Linked DNA regions of Mus musculus: region 2 is linked to region 1. The links are chromatin loops, found by intact Hi-C in ENCODE. Cell type or tissue: gastrocnemius. All regions are shown on one strand.

Region 1 (8,000 bases):
TCTTCAGACCCATCAGAAGAGGGTGTCAGATCTCATGGTTGTGAGCCACCATGTGGTTGCTGGGATTTGAACTCAGGACCTCAGGAAGAGCAGTTAGTGCTCTTAACCGCTGAGCCATCTCACCAGTCTCTATAGTGAGTTCTTAAAAGAGTCAAGCAACTAATAAGCTGTGGCCAGTGTAGATTTTTAAAAAGAGGCATAAATGATTAATACTAGAAGTGAAAGAATGTCAGGTAGACTCTGACATTAACAGGACAATGAAGAAATCATATGAAAAGGCTTATGCCTATAATTGTGCCTCCCCTCCCCTACCATCTTAATACCCAGAGCAGTGTAAGGAACCAAATCTATTTATAAATGCCATTCTCAAGTAGAGGAACGGTGGTTGTCTGCAGACATGATTGGCTTGCAAGCCTGTCGCACAGAAAAGCACAAAGGGATCCTGGGATGGCTTCATGTGCCAGGAAGCAAGGATATGCCCGACCACTCATTTGGGCAGCATGAAGGAGTATCACCAAGTGCACTGGCGAGAAGATTCAAAAGTCTCTAGGGTACGCTGGAAGGTTGGGACAACCAACACAATGAAAATGAAGCTGACTGGGAAGCCAGGCAGTACAGGGTGGGGGCAACCTGGCATGACAAAGACCACATGAAAAAGTCTCAAGTTAGACAAGGTTTCTAGAAAGGGGGTACAAGGGTGTTACAAGCATCACTGTGAGGAAGAAATCCCACTAGACACACCCATGGGTCTTCAGTGTCATGTGGTTTGCCCTGGGGGGTCCCTGACATCATATGCCTTCTCTTACTCATAGTAATGTCTTCTGTGTGTGTGTGCGCGTGGGCATGTGCACATGTATACAAGGTAGAAGACCACCTCGAGTGTCACCCTGAGGAATGCTGGCCACCTTCTTGGAGACAAGGTGTTTTACTGGCTTCCCTGGCCATCGGCAAGCCCCAGGAATCCTCCTGTCTCTATCTCCCCAGCAATGGGGTTACGAGCATTTGCTACAACTGACACTGGGTTCTGAATCCTCCTAAAAGCTTTCCCACCTGAACCCAGCAATTTCATTTGAAAACGTGTGTGTGTGTGTGTGTGTGTGTGTGTGTGTGTGTTTATGTGTACAGGTTATGTTGGATGCCTTTACTCGTTGTCTAATTTAAGCTTCACAACCATGTCCCTGAGCTGGATCCAGTTACAATCACTGTTTTGCAAGTGAACTTACAAACTGAGCTCTCCTGGAGTGAACCATCTGCTGGAGAGGGCACGGCAGGTGTGAGTTTTGCAGAGGACTCCATTGCACGTTTGCTCCAGCTGCAGCTTCAAGCAGACTTGCTAACTGTGAGGCTGCTGGTCTCCCAGCAGGCTCCCCACTGAGCCCCAAAGGCTTGGTGTCCCCTCTTCCCTAAGCCTGTAAGTACAGCTTCCTGTTTCAGTAATTCTCAGGACCCACATACTCCAAAGCCCTTCACATAACCAAGGGAAACACCTCAACCCAGGGGAGGGTGCCACTGCCACGGACAGCACAGACTTGTCAGGCTGTGGACTGCGGAGGGCAGAGAGGCAAGCAGAGCCCTAAGGAGGAACAGGTTCAATCAGAAGCTCTGGTTAAAGACAGTGCACACAAAACTGAGACTCCGGGTTAGAGAGACAGGTCGAGCCCGACAGCTACTGTATTGTCAAATAGCTCAGGGAGCCAGGATGAAGGTGTTACTGGGAAAAGGGTCCTGGTAGAAATGAATGATAAAAATATAGTGCTGACTGTCTGCACTTTGAGACAATGCATAGGTCAAGATTAGAAATAAGGATCCTGAACCAAGGAACAGATATTTTTATCTGGGATAGTGTGCGACAGAACCAGCAATATAGATGCTTATAGATGGCAGATCCTGCTAGGCCTAACACAATGCTCCTGACACCACTCGAGGAAGACATCAATGTCAGGGCCACTCTGTGTCCTTTCGAGGAGTGACTGGGCACAGGAGTACATGTGCCATAGGAAGCCAAGGGAGGAGGACCAAGTGCCTGAGACCCTAAGTAGAGACACCCCATCTCCAACACAACCCAACCCAACCACGGCAAGCAGAACAAGAGGATGGCACATCTCTAACCTGCATGTTTATCCAGAGAGGACAGACTCACAGAACAAACTCATGCTGTGTGTGAACCAGTGTCACAGAGATCTGGTGAGCCAATGGTCTAGACAGGCTTTGCTTATCTTAGGCATGCGTTCTTTAAAGGACGAAGACAACAACAGCAACAACAACAACAGCAACAACAACAACAAAAGTACCAGCTCAATCCAGGAGTTTATACTGACGGTGACAGGATCAAGAGACTCCACGTAATGCCACCAGTGTCTGGGAACAAACAGAACCTGCAAACCAAAGAAAAGATAGTTACCACAAGAACCGGACATTTCTCTTTCTAGCTGAGACTGCTAAGGGGAAAGAGAGCCAGGGATAAAGCCAAGGGAACAGAGGGAAGGAGGGAAGAAGAACACCCCCCCCCCCCAAGCTTCTCTCCGCCCCCAGCTGCTGTGGTCACGAGCTTACAGCTTTTCACTCCTCTTAACCGGGTGACGTCTGCTCACATCTAACTTTTAGTAAAAGCTTTGAAATTCTTCTTTCCATCGAACAGTAGCTGTGCTCGTTCTGATGGAAGGAAGCATGCAGCCACTTCCCCTTATTTACTGGAAAACCTCCCCGATAAAGGACAGGGTGCAGGGAAAGACTAGAGCAGTCAGAGCCTCAGGCACTGTAGGTAGGAATGGAAAATAGCCACTGTGGAGAACAATATAGTGATCTCACAGAAGACCAACCACACTCTCTGAACCACCCATGCTACTCCTAAACACACGAGAACCTTATAGCAAGTGCACACAGCAGCAACACACATTCCTAACGGCTCTCGAAATCAGCTCAGGAGTAGATCATTATGGTACACCTACATAATCAAGAACTGTCCAGCCTTGAAAACATGTTCTGCATCACAAGTCAGACACAAAAAGCTCCACACTGTTTGGCTGCAGTACATGTAATGCCCAGAACAGGAAAATCTACAGTGATACAGAGTAAGGTAGTAGCTGTTAGGGGCTGGAGGAAGAGGCATGCATGAAGGGAAGTGCCTGGTAGAAGATTGATGCAATGTGGCCCGGTGGATCTGTGTACGTGTGTGGAGAGAACAGGATGAGAGCCAGCAAGGAGGGGGCAAGGAAGGGCAGACAGGATAAAGCTGATGGAGGGAATACAAACTTTTCAAATGCCAAGAAACTGATACAGCAAGCCCCAGTGTTGTAACAGAAAATCTCTCCACGGGGTGGATATGCAGAACACAGTCTCTTTAGAAGGGACTCAGATGTCAGTCATTCTTGCTGAAAATCACCCTCAGTGCACATGCTTCTGAGCACAGGATGCAATGCAGCCTGTGTGCATCCGTCTGGTGGAACAGGTGTTAACTGTGAATATGTTCTAGTACCCACGCCCTGACATGTCTCTTAACCCGAGTAGTAACAATGGCTCCACCTGCTCTGAATTTCCTCGGCAGCCATTCCCTCCCGTGACCAGCAGGAGGAGCTGCGCTCCCTTTCTCCATCTCTCAGGCCAGCAGATGGAGAAGTCCTCCAGTAGCAGGGCCTTGGGAGCCGCTCCTGCCATCTGTACAAGGGAAGCCCAGGCACCAACCGGGCTGTGGTGCCCACTGACAGTTCCTCCCTGTTTAAAGCCCCATTACCTGTCCTGGGCTCAACGTGACCATATGTCTTCGAGCTTTCTGGAACTGGGGGAAACACTTCAAATCAGGGTTGACAACATTGATTTTACTGAACACACTAGACTCTTCGTAAGGAATTCTGGTTGGATAAAGGAAAGGCGTATCTTCAGGAGGAAAGAGATGCCATCTTTTCCTAATGAAAAACAAAACAAAACAAACAAACAAACAAAGCAAGATACAAGTTAGCTCTCAACTTGAGATAAACATGTAAGAAGGTAGCAGCTGAAGGCTCGGTTTTACTAATTTAAATTGACTCCATACAGGAGCGCAGCCTCTCTCTCAAAGCTGACCCCCTGCAGTTGTCTGATGGAAGGTAGGTCTACTGGTGGGTGTCTCACGCTCTCCTGAGGCAGCCCCGCTCCTGGCTGGGATAGGATCTCATTAGTAAGGTGTTTGTTTTTGGACCTTACAGCAAAGCTTGCTTATCACTGACCCTGAAGCTAACCGGAATACTCTTTATCCTATTTCATCTTGTATGTACGTATGTGTGTGGTGTGTCTGTAATGTGTGTTTCTACACATCATGCAGATGCATGTGCACGTGTTGAGGCGAGAGGCCGCCGCTGCCACGTCTGTCTTTCTCATCATTCACTGTCTTAATTCCTCTTTTCCCCCTGGGGTTTGGAGACATGGTCTGATTATATAACTTTATTGGCTGTCCTGGAACTTGCTATGGAGACCAGACTGGCCTCAAACTCATAAAGTTCCTCCCGCCTCTACCTCCAAGTGCTGAGATTAGTGGCCCCTCACCACAATGGTGAGTCACCTTACTTTTTGAGACAAGATCTCTCTCTGAACATAGTGCTCTGACTGGATAGACTGTCAGGATGAGCTCCTGGGACCCTCATGTCTCCTCTGTCCTCTGTCCCTGAGTTACAGAAGGGCACTACGCCTGCCTTTTCCACATGTTGCTGCGCACTGACCGTAAGTCATCATGTTCGTGCCGCAGTCATCTTACCACTGAGCCAGCGCCTCAGCAGGGCTGTGCTCTAATTCTATCCTGAACAAGCCCCCCTCAGCTCTCCACAGCAAACGGCGTCTAGACTGCTCCCTGTCTGGAAGTTAGACATGTTGAATTGATCTATTAAAGATGAGAAACAAATAACTAATGCTACATAACCTAAGGATAATATAACGGAGGATCTTTTAAAAGGAGAAAACTGTTCTTTCCTTTATTTAGGAATGGGGGCAATAAGTCTTATTTCACAAAACTGTAAAGTTCTATATTTTACAGTACTGGAAGGACGAGTGCTGAGGCAAACAGGGAGGAGAGTGAGGACAGCTGATGGGACCAGAGGAAAAGAACGAAGCCCCAGATTTGAGGACAAGCTATAAGGCCCTCCTGAGTGTGAGCCCTGGCAGTCATGGGCACCGCCAGTCCTTTCTGCACAGGGAGACGGCTCTAAACTGTCAAGCGTGTACTGAAGTCTTATTTCACGTTGGAACTGAAGGGTTCACAGAAACAGTGAAGTGCTTGACTTTTCTGGAATCCTAGGGCAGCCTACGAATCTCAGGCACTGGGTCAGAACTGCTGGAGTTTAGGTGCTCGAAGGCGGCCTGGCCTCTCCAGGAATGGCTGTTCTACTCCACCAAACCCACTGCTAGTGCGGGAGCCACTCTCGGGCTAATTCTGAAGGGCTCTGAAGAGGTCATCAATTTCATTTCATTTCTGAAATAGCAGGAGAGGGGGAGAGAGGGAGGGAGGAAGAGAGAGAAAGATCTGCTCGGTACCCCTTGGGCTCATGGAGGCCTAGAACATGCATCTCTTGGCTTCTCCAAGGCAGCACTTCCTAGAGGAACGGCCAACACAGCCAGACTATGCAATCTGCTTTGCTCAGCTTCGCAGGTTGAAATGTGCATGCCCTCCCAGGAGAAGGCCATCACCATGCCATCCCTTGCTCTGAAGCCTCGCATGGTTCTGTACATGCAAGGGATGGAGAACTGTGTTTGGCTGGATGCCAAGACCTTTATGCCCCACCCTGCCTTCTCTATTCAGTCCTACTGTTCCCAGGGCACCATTCACACAGAGTCCTCTGCACACTCCATGATTTCTGGGAACCCTGTGTCCCTTCCATCTGGGTGACAGAGACACTTACTCTGTTTCAAAGCCCCTTGCAGCAAACCACTCTTCCATGGGACCCGTGAGGCACCGTCTCCTCCACCTTTCTGTTCCAGTGCCCCGAAGCCTCCTCCAGGAGCATACAATCTCCCTTCACTGCTGAAGGCCTATAGGTGCCCAGGTGGATCTGCTCTCAGGGCACAGTCCTGACCACCTATTCTAACATGGAACTGGACGAACACTCAACAACAGATTTACTAAAGCTATCTTATCACATCAGAATGCCATGAAAATGGAAAATACACTGTTATAGTAAAACTATATATTTTTTTAATCAAAGGGAAAAAACCTCTGGAATTTCTTTGGCTTGCTTCCTAATTCAGAGCACGTGGAAGAGGCAACTTTAAAGCAATGCTCGCCACATTTCAGTTTCCAAACTCTTAACTCCAAATGGGCCGAGAAGGCTCACGCCCGACTCACTGCTGTCTCCCCCGCAAACAACAGTGTACCTGACAGGTTAGTCTTTAGCAAGGGCTTGTTGAACCAACATGAACTGCTGTGGCTTCCACAGCTTCCCAGTGACATGTGTCCATCCCTGATCATCTTTGTGTCTAGAGATGCTAAGGATCTGCATGTGGCTATTTCTGTTTTTCTATGAGTTGCCCTGCAAACGTCTCAAAGGGCTGGAAGGCCATGTGGAGCACAATTCATTAGGTGGACTAAGGCTGCACACATGATACCTGAGGACCCAAACTCCAGGTCATCAGGCGCTGTCCACTCAATCTGCACTGAAGTAGAGATAAAAGCTCACTAGTACCTGATCCAGGCTTCCTGGCACCTGTCAACATCCAAAGGGCCGCAGTGAAGCCTCTGTGTTTCAACAAACTTCTCTGTTCTCTGAGAGGTGGAGGGAGAGAGTGAAATGTGAATGAACACTCCTAATCAGAGAGATGCCTAGCAGGACGGGGACCTCTGGGAGAACCCTGATGGTGGCCGAGACACACAGGAGGAAGCAGAATGGTGGTGCAGAGAAGAGCCTTGGTCATGGGGCTGGTGGACAGATGGGGGTGGGGCTACTATCCGACCCCACTGTTTCCCTTTTCTTGTTCGTACTTGTGTGCTCAAATGCAGACAACTGGACAGAGACACACGCATGCACGCACGGGCATTACCTTCCTTGTACCTGGAATACTAAGTTGCAACCATAGGAGTCCAGATGGCAGGGAGTGTGGGCTCCAAAGGACCCGATCCACAGTGTACTTTCTTGTCCATTTCTTCCAGGAAACCCAAAGTCAGACCACACCACCTCCTGCTTGAAAACAAGTATAGTTCATCAGGGACTGACTGCCGCTCTCTGTGGTGGTGCACACGTTCATGTGGACAACTGTTTTTTTGTTTTTGTTTTTTAGCACTTACACTTTCTTACAGAAAATGCTGGGAGATGGGAAGGGTTAGGTTTTCAGAGTAGTATGTAAAAACCTTCTGGTCAAAGCGGTCACTCAACAAGTGTTTACTGTTTATAAATATCCCAGGAACTGTTTGGGGAACTTGCGACAAATCGATGAATCAATTAGGCCCACCAGGTGTGACTTACAGCTGTTACAGACAGACAATAAGTAACAGAATTCTGCAGCTACCTGGGGTAAAAGTACTTACTGCAGGCAGTGGGAGTGTCACGGGAGCTCATTCAGAAGGCTGCCGGCTTTTACTGAGAGACAGTATTTGCAGGGCACAAGCACTTTATTAGCCTTTTGCACTTCGATGACCACATAAAAGAAGCCTTTTGGAGGAGCCCAGTCATTTGAAGGTATCGATACTAGAGCCTCAGCTCATACCTATAAACCTGCAGTCTCAAGTAGATGAGTCACAGAATGGCTCTTGAAACAGTGATTCATAGGTGACTGACTCTGCTCTCTGCCCCAAGCCACGAATCTGTAAGTGTGATAAGGAAAGCAGACTGCTCCAGCCCAGTGCTCTCTGAGGCAAGGGTCTGAGGCAGGCCCTGCCCATTCTCTTAAGGGAGAAAAGAAAACCAACTAGCAGCTCAAGCATGCCAATGTTGCTGTGTTTTTTAATCATTCATCTTTTTTTCTTTAATTTAATTTTTTAGAGGATGAAACAAAAATATTTTTACGTGTAGAGTATTCACATAAATACCAACACCCCAAAAGAC
Region 2 (8,000 bases), 190 kb after region 1:
ATCACAGTGACTGCTTCCTCCCTGACTCCAGTCCCTGCACTGGGCCAGGCGACCTAAATGACAAGTCTATTCATGTTACTTCTCTGTTTAAAACTCATTAATGGATCTCCATCGCCTTCCCAGTAAGATGTGGACAGCACCCCTCCCCCCCATCATCAATGAAGACTCCCTTCTCTCCAAAGGCCTCACCTCTCACCTCCTACCCTTTGTTCCACACCCTAGGGTTGTGTGCTATCTCTTCCCTCTGTTCTCCCTTTTGCAAACACAGCCTTTGAGCTCCAGCTCAAAGAAAGGCCAACACCTCTCAATGGCTTTGCAGAGCCTGCTGGGCCCCTGGAGGGTTCCTCCTGCCTCCAGGCCACGTCCACCCTTCCTTTTTCTCACAGCTCCCCTGTTAGCCATTTTTCAGTGCCTTCATTTGCAGACCATAGGAAGCCAAACGAAAAGCAACTGCCGGGTGCTCAGGACAGACCCCCTGGATCAACTGCCTCCCCCGTGGCCTGACCTGTCAGGTTTGGCACTTTGGCTTGGTCTCCTATGGATGCCAATTAGAAGTGAGTCTCTGGGGCTGGTAGCTTGTAGACTGCTGATTCTGAGACCCTTGCATACCTTGCTTAAGCCTGGGCTGTGGGGTCATGCCACACGGTTGCCCTACAGGAAAAGGAATCTTACACCATCTTTTATGTACCTGATCCTCCAGGCAAAGAAATGGGTCCCCAATCCCCTTTACAGCATCAATGCTGAGCACCACATTGTAGTAACTCATCACTGTGATCATAGACCTGGCAGAGGCAACTTAAAGGGAGGAGGATTTACGAAGCTTCTGATGCATTACCAGAATCTGTACTGCCCACTATGGAGGGAGGGGAAGGCACGCAGGGTACCTGGAGGCTGGAGCTATGTCTGAGGCTCCTCACCTCTTGATGGATCAGGAAACAGAGATGGGACCAGAATCAGGATTTGTGCTTTATCTTTCGAGGCCCAAATGCTCTATATCTACCAGGTAGGCTCCATGGCCTAAGACACTGGTTCTTAACTTGTGGGTTGTGACCCCTTTGGGATCAAACAATCCCTTCATGGGGCTCACTTATCAGATAGCTTACATATTAAATATTTACATTACAATTCACAACAGTAGCAGTATTACAGTTACAAAGTAGCAACGAAAATAATTTTAAGGTGTGTGTGTGTGGTGGGGCTCACCACAGCAGGAGGAACAGTTAATTAAAGGGTTGCAGCATTAGGAAGGCTGAGAGCCACTGCTTTCAAGTCCCATAACCTCCCAAAACAGTGCCGCCAATCCGGCATCAAGTGGTTAAACCCATGAATCCATGTGAGATGTTTCATCCTCAACCCATAGTATATATCCATAGGCCTAGACCTGGCCTTTAGAGGATATGCACTGCATGTTTATCAGCATTGGAAGAGCAGCTTGGCTGGGGAAAGTATACATACATTCATGGGTTCATGGCATTTCCTCTGAACTTCCCCTAGTTCCTCTGGTCCCTCCTTTTAAACAGGTACACCCTTTATGCCCTTAGATATTTCATCTGGTATCCATCCAGGAGGTTCAATAGTCGCTGAGGGTGTGGGCCAGATGGGATGCAAGGAGACCTGAAGGTCAAACTAGCTTGTCAAGGCCATCTCACCTTCCCTAACTGCTCGCTGCTGCAAAATCCCACACTATACAGCCTAGCACTTGATTAACGCCTGAGCTCCAACAGAATTTTTTGGATCCATCGTCATCTTTCCCTAAAGTCAAAGACCCTGCTTCTCTAATACCCTCAAGCTCCCAGACCAGTGATGGTATTCAATAGGTGCCCAAGGAATGCTGGATCGTTAAGACAGCTCCCGGGAAGGGCGATGGAAGCCCTCCCCTCACTGAAGAAGAATGGCTGTCCTTTCTCTGTAATGTTCGGCCTCAGCAGAGATAGTTTGGCATCTGTTTCTCAATCTGGGATAACTGTTCTGGATCAAGGAGTCCCATTAAAAAGCCTCTCAGAGCACTTAGGGAAGTATGCTTGGGGGAGCCTCTCCTGGCAGCAGATAATAAATCAATCACAGCTCAATGAAAATGCCGAGATAGACCAGGATCTCTCAGGCCAAGCAAGAAAAGAGCCAGAGACACCATTTCCCTCGGGGGCCCAAACTCTGGAACTCTCCTGTGGACTTTGGCTTTGTGCTTAGGGTGACTCACTGCCCAGATTGCCCTGTAGAGTCCCATTTTTAGCCCTGAAAGTTTTGCATCTGGCAAAGCCTTCAGTCCCTCATCAGGGATGGAGGGGGCATCCCAGCCTGGGAACTCTTCTCCTTTTCCTTGTTAGTTTCTCCTGCACAATGCAAGAGACCTCTACAAGCCTCCATGTGAGAGGGGTCTGCACCCCACTTCCGCATGTCCTTCCAACGTTAGCTTTGATTGCCAGGCTTAGTACCGTGATCAGGAAAAGAACAGAGGCTCCTGCAGCTGATCCTAGGGTCTGACTAGGTATCCTGCTGTGTGCACTGCTCAGCTTCCAAATGCAGACAAAGTACAGGAAAGGAAGAAACCCAAACATACCTGAAGGAGGGAGACATTGGCGAGGCTGAGTCTGAAGAGGTAGTTCCTGTGAAACCAGAACAGAGATCACAAGTCACTCTGAGTCTGTAGGCAGGACCCTGGAAGGCAACCAGCCTAGGCCTTGTGGGGTGCCAGGAACTTGTCCTCTGCAGGGCTTTAGGGTGAGCCAGGCCCAAAGAGCTTCACCTTTGTTAGTTCACTGAACCTTTGCTCAGCCTGGCAGTCTCTATAGGCACCAAAATTGAGGGTGTAAGCCAGGGTGGATGCAGGAAAACCAGAAGGTCTAACTAGCTTATAAAGGGGGGCTCGCCTTCCCTAACTGCTTGCTGCTACAAAATCCCATTTGGACAAGCACCATCAAGGCCACCACTGGCAGGACTGTGGAAGTGGGGTGCAGACCACGCTCACACGGAGGCACCTAGTTGGACTAAATCCATTTTACAGGAGGCGGGTTGTGTAATGGCCCAAGTCAGAGTCAGTGAGTCAGACATGGGGTTAACCTGCAGACTTCATGCTGTAGCTGCTCCTGGCTGATCCAAAAAGCCCAGGGAGGAACTACTGGACGCCACTGTTAAATAAAACTAACAGGAGGCCACTGTTTTGGACTAAGTTTTCATAATGGGCCCCATGGGACCAGACTGCAGGGTCAAAATAGAGTCACCTATGCTCACATCAAATGCTTATCCTTAAAGCAAAACTAATCTTCTGAGACACATTTCAAGTTCGGGCTGCCATGGTAGTGAAGTGCTCTCTGCCTCAAGTCTTAGGCAGTGAAAGTCATGTGAGGTCTCTACGGCTATTCTAGTATTTTCTATCTCCCTGCCTGGGTCCACTTTACAGGGAAGGCAGTTTTGAGATGGCTGGTCTGCTTTGTGGTGTTCCAGCTATCAGCCCCTTTTCTTCTCTGTCTATAAAGCCAACCTCTTTGACCGAGTCTACCGGATTCTAGAATCATGATAAAGTCAGTTAACATCTGCAAGCTAAATGGCCTTGTTCAGTCTGCGAGCTCACCCTTCCTCACCATGGGGCTTGTTTCTGTCCATCTGAAAACGCAAGACCCCTTGGAGGGATACAGACAGGCCCCTCCCACATAGGCCATGTCTCTAGCCAAACTCTGAATTTGCCTTTTCCACCGGCTCTCCCTGGAACACTGTCTCCCCAACACAGCCAGCATAGCGTTTGCTGTAACAGCCGGTGGCACATAGCCTTAATTGTGATGATGATGATGATGATGATGATGACGACGACGATGATGACGATGATGATGACGACACCATCAGATACTCATGGAGAATTCAGCATCACCACTAATCCTATGGTACTTGAACTCTGCAGCCAGATGGGCAAGATGTAGAGCTTGGGGATTACGTGGGTGGTAGACCCACTTGGTCAGAGTGTAGCAGAACAGAGTTCAGGTTTAGAGACTAGACTGTAGCTGAGAGAGGAAGGATTCCCAGCTCCACCGTCGGCTGGGGCCTGGTGGGCCTCCATATCTCTGTCTGTAAAATGGGGAACTAGTTCATGCCTGGCTTCCTCATGGTCCCCGGGAGACACATTTAAAGTCTTTATTATGGCAAGCGGATGTAGCCTGGTTTTTCCAAAGCATCCTTTTCGCCTCTTCGATCTGCCTTTGGCCCATCCCTCTTCAGGTTCCTGGACTCTTTAGGAATAATTAATCTAGGAAGCCCTGGCCACCTCAGCCCCGCTGAGACGAAACGAGGAGACACTGGGCCAGAAAGGGAAGGAGGGGCCCTGCTGAAGGAAGCCAGGGGGTGGGAACGGGACACTTTAAGCTGGGAGATTCCTCTCCGTGATTTGGCTGCTGGCCCGGGAGAAGCTGAGCGCAGCTTCTCCTCTGGCCTAGGGTGGGGTGGCCTTGCCCATGACCTTGGCTGTAAGCCTCTGCTGCCCCTCCCCAGCCCCCTCTCTAGATCCTTGGCTGAGCTTCCTGGCCTCCATACTCCTGGCCCAGGGACAGATGGGCTCCAGCTTGTGGCTCTGCTCCAGCTGTGTTCTCAGGTAACACAGGCATCTGCTCACAGCTCTAACAAATTAAGGGAAACAACACATCACTTGATTCATTTTTATCCCATCGAAAATCATCCATCACGACGTCTCAGTCGGCTCTCAGGGCCGGGAGATGAGAGTGGGGAATCTCAGCATTCCGCCCAGCTCCTGGTCCCATAGGGAATAAGGCAGGCTATAAATGGATAAAAACAGTTCCCAGCCTGAATTCCAGAGGTCCAAGGGTGTCGGGGAGAGAGGGAAAGGAAATCCAGACAGAGGAGAAAGAAAAGCGCTAGGACAAAAACCAAGGGTGGGCTGTCAGAAAAGGTCCAGGATTCAGGACACAGGCTCCAGGAGCCGAAGGGAGCAATCCAGGAGAGAATGCTTTCTTCTCCGTGTGAGGGCAGAGCTAGGCTCAAAGATCCACGAGAAGCTGCATAAAGAAGACAGTTATGGAAGCAGGTTTGTATGGAGACCCCAAGTGGATCTGGTGAGGCAGTGTGACACAGGCAGGTGACAACCTCTCTGCCGCTGCTTCTCCACCTACGTACAGTATGGGAGTGATCCGAGCCTCCCTCCAGGGCTGACAATGAGTCCTGGACCATTTTCTGCATGCATGGCTTGCTACATATACTGAATTATCTGTTGTGTGATGTAACTTATTACACAGATGCCACATAAAATAATGCATGTGGCAGTCATGTTTTCTTGTCACATTTCAGAGCACAGTCTTGGGACACCACTCTCTAGGCATAAAAGGTATGTGTGTATGTATGTATGTATGTATGTATGTATGTATGTTTCTGGGTTTGCTTGTTTTTAGTACTTACTACCTTTTTTTTTTTTTTTTTTTTTTTTTTGGTTTTTTGAGACAGGGTTTCTCTGTATAGCCCTGGCTGTCCTGGAACTCACTCTGTAGACCAGGCTGGCCTTGAACTCAGAAATCCACCTGCCTCTGCCTCCCGAGTGCTGGGATTAAAGGCGTGCCACCACGCCCGGCAGTACTTACTACCTTTTAACTTTGTGTGTGTGTGTGTGTGTGTGTGTGAGAGAGAGAGAGAGAGAGAGAGAATGGGTATGTATGTATGTATGTATGTATGTATGAATGTATGAATGTATGTATGTATGTATGTACGTATGTATGTATATGTGAACACGTGAATACCCTGGCAAGCATGTAGCTCCTGGGGATTGAACCCAGTCAGTCAGGTTTGGCAGCAAGCTCCTTTACTCTCTGAGCCATCTCACTAGCCCTATTTGCTTGCTTTGCTTTTTCACTTGTTTTGGAGACAAGGCCTCATTATGTAGCCCAGGCTTGTCCTGAACTTAAGGCGATCCTTCTGCCTTAGCCTCCCTAATGCTAAGATTACAGATGTGAGTCAGTCTACTCAGCTGGTAAAGCCTTAGCCGGGAGAAAGGATGGCATGAGTAGCAGTTACCAGATTACACTGCTGCACTATAGCTTGCCACCGGCAGGACCTGGGAGAAGGGGACGTGAGATCTCCCTGTATTCTCTCAGCTGTGCGTGAGTGAGGAACCTTCTCAAAATACAAAGCAAAACAAGTGTTCGCTTTCCTGAGGAAGAAAGCCCACAGTCGGGGCTGCCTGAGTGTGTGCAGATTGCCTCTCAGAGAACACCAGGAGCACCTAGAGACAGCGGCTTGTGAGGGTGTGGCCTTTGCTCTCACTGAATACTCTTGTAACCGGCTAGTCACATGCAACGCTGCTGCTATAAAATGTTTACTTCATTCAGAATGGTTTTAAATGCTTTCTGCCCTAGCATCCCATCCTAGCATCCCTGGCCATAGAAGAGAAAACTGAGACTCCAAGTTGATCCAGCTCAGCTGCCTGCAGACCAGAGCTTTGTGGGTGTCTCACCTCCTTCTCATACAGCAAACAAAAGGGGGAGAGCCAAAGGGCAGGGATGGCCAGCTACACAGTGTCACCTGAAAGTGTCCTTCCCAGCTACACAAGCCGATCCAGATCCTCATGTGTTCAGTGCCCTAACACAGACCGCTGGGGTCAGGAGGCCCAAGTTCTAGTCCCAAGCTTGCATAGTCTTGCTGTGTGTGTTGGGTCTGACTGTTTTCAAGCTTGCGCACCAGTCACGGGAGGCCTTGTTGAAGCAAGGTGAGGCCTATTCTTAGAGTTTCTTACCCAAGAGGCTCAAGTATCATGTTTCAGCAAGTTCCCAGAAGCTGTGGGGGACGCTGACCCAGGTACCCCCTACCTCATCTCAGCTCCTTGCTTCCAAAGCTGGCAATGAATGATTCATGATAGTTATGCCTGAAAGACGAGGCCTCCCCAGAAAGGTTTAGCATTTGAGTCCTGGTCTGGACAGTGGGGACAAAGGTGGGCAGACTATAGAAAAAGAGGCTCTTTGTAAAGGAAACATATGGCCTAGGGCAGCGGGCAGCACCCTTGGTGCAGGCAGGCAGCTTGCCAGCAGGGGGCGCCTGGGTACCTCTAACTGGGCCGGTCCTGGCATCAGGGCCTAGAGGGCAGAAGATAGAAGCAGGTGTCTTTGCTCTTAATCCCCTAACAATATTTGATGAATGAATCTAGCTGAGATTGTGTGGTCTGGGAATCAATCCCACAAGTTCCCTACTTGGTGGACAGTCAGTACAGACAGGGCCTGGTATGGAGGACGGGGACTCGAGATCAGTGTGGATACTCATCCCAACAGTTTCCCTTCTGCCCCTCTCCAAGTGCCCCCATACTCTCCTCCCATGTTACCCCATTACCTGGCTCCCACGATGAGCTGATTCCTCGAGGGATCAAGAGCAAGCTGGGAGAAATCCCGGACTCCAGGGTAGGTGAAGTTAAAGACCCACGGCTTCAGATCTGGTGGAGACAGAGAGAGACACTTCTGTTACTGTTGGCGTTGGACCCACCATGCTTCCAGCTTCAGCGTATCACACCAGAGAAGATCACCCAGCTGAGGTGGAACATGGAGCTGAAGGCCCCAGGAGACCTGGGTTTCACCTGCCCACCTCTGTGAGCAGCCAGCCTTCTGACCTCAGGGATTAGAGTATTGTATTTCTGCCTCTGGGAGAGGACTCTGTCCCGAGCAAAGGAAAACTTATGATTACCCTGGATTCCTACAGAGACGCTAAGCAGCCACCTCAGTGCGCATCCATTTGTTCTCCCCCCAGGCTCCACTAGCTGCTTTCTCCCCAGACCTCACCCCGACCTAAGCCATTGTCCTTTTTTGCCTAGACTTGAGCTGACAGCCTCCCATGCTAACTAGCCTGTCTCCTATAGCTGTGGGTTTACTTCCCACAAGGCAACAGGAGTGATAGTTCTGGAACTCATGTGTAGCTACTCCAGTCTCAGGTTTAGATCCCTTCCCAGCAACCTCCAACAAACCTCAATCCTGTGACCTTTAGGTTCTGGTCCCACTGGCCTCTCCAGCTAATCACCTGGCATTCATTAT

Evidence for each region. Hi-C counts contacts between places; a loop is a spot of excess contacts. Peaks named below come from ENCODE experiments on the same cell type or tissue, not always from the same donor. Only the 100,000 strongest peaks of a DNase experiment are listed, where the experiment ranks them.
Region 2: it touches region 1 in a loop (2.2-fold over the local background); 2 of 42 quality-filtered maps call a loop at or near these places.

The regions. Positions count from the first base shown.
Region 1 is chr16:35,813,054-35,821,053 of GRCm38, reverse strand. It overlaps Hspbap1 (Hspb associated protein 1), which reads right to left. Exons shown (of 8, transcript NM_175111.3): 4 at 7,000-7,136; 5 at 3,731-3,902; 6 at 2,292-2,375. Among named protein-coding and RNA genes, the nearest start is that of Hspbap1, 47 kb to the right of the region's middle. In gastrocnemius, a CTCF peak has its summit at 3,563 (motif pointing right); a DNase peak (open chromatin) is centred at 3,589; H3K27ac peaks cover 367 bases.
Region 2 is chr16:35,627,418-35,635,417 of GRCm38, reverse strand. Sema5b (sema domain, seven thrombospondin repeats (type 1 and type 1-like), transmembrane domain (TM) and short cytoplasmic domain, (semaphorin) 5B) reads right to left here. Exons shown (of 22, transcript NM_013661.2): 3 at 7,309-7,408; 4 at 2,558-2,603. Among named protein-coding and RNA genes, the nearest start is that of Sema5b, 90 kb to the right of the region's middle. In gastrocnemius, a CTCF peak has its summit at 7,019 (motif pointing right); DNase peaks (open chromatin) are centred at 4,445 and 7,015; H3K4me3 peaks cover 1,233 bases; H3K27ac peaks cover 1,557 bases.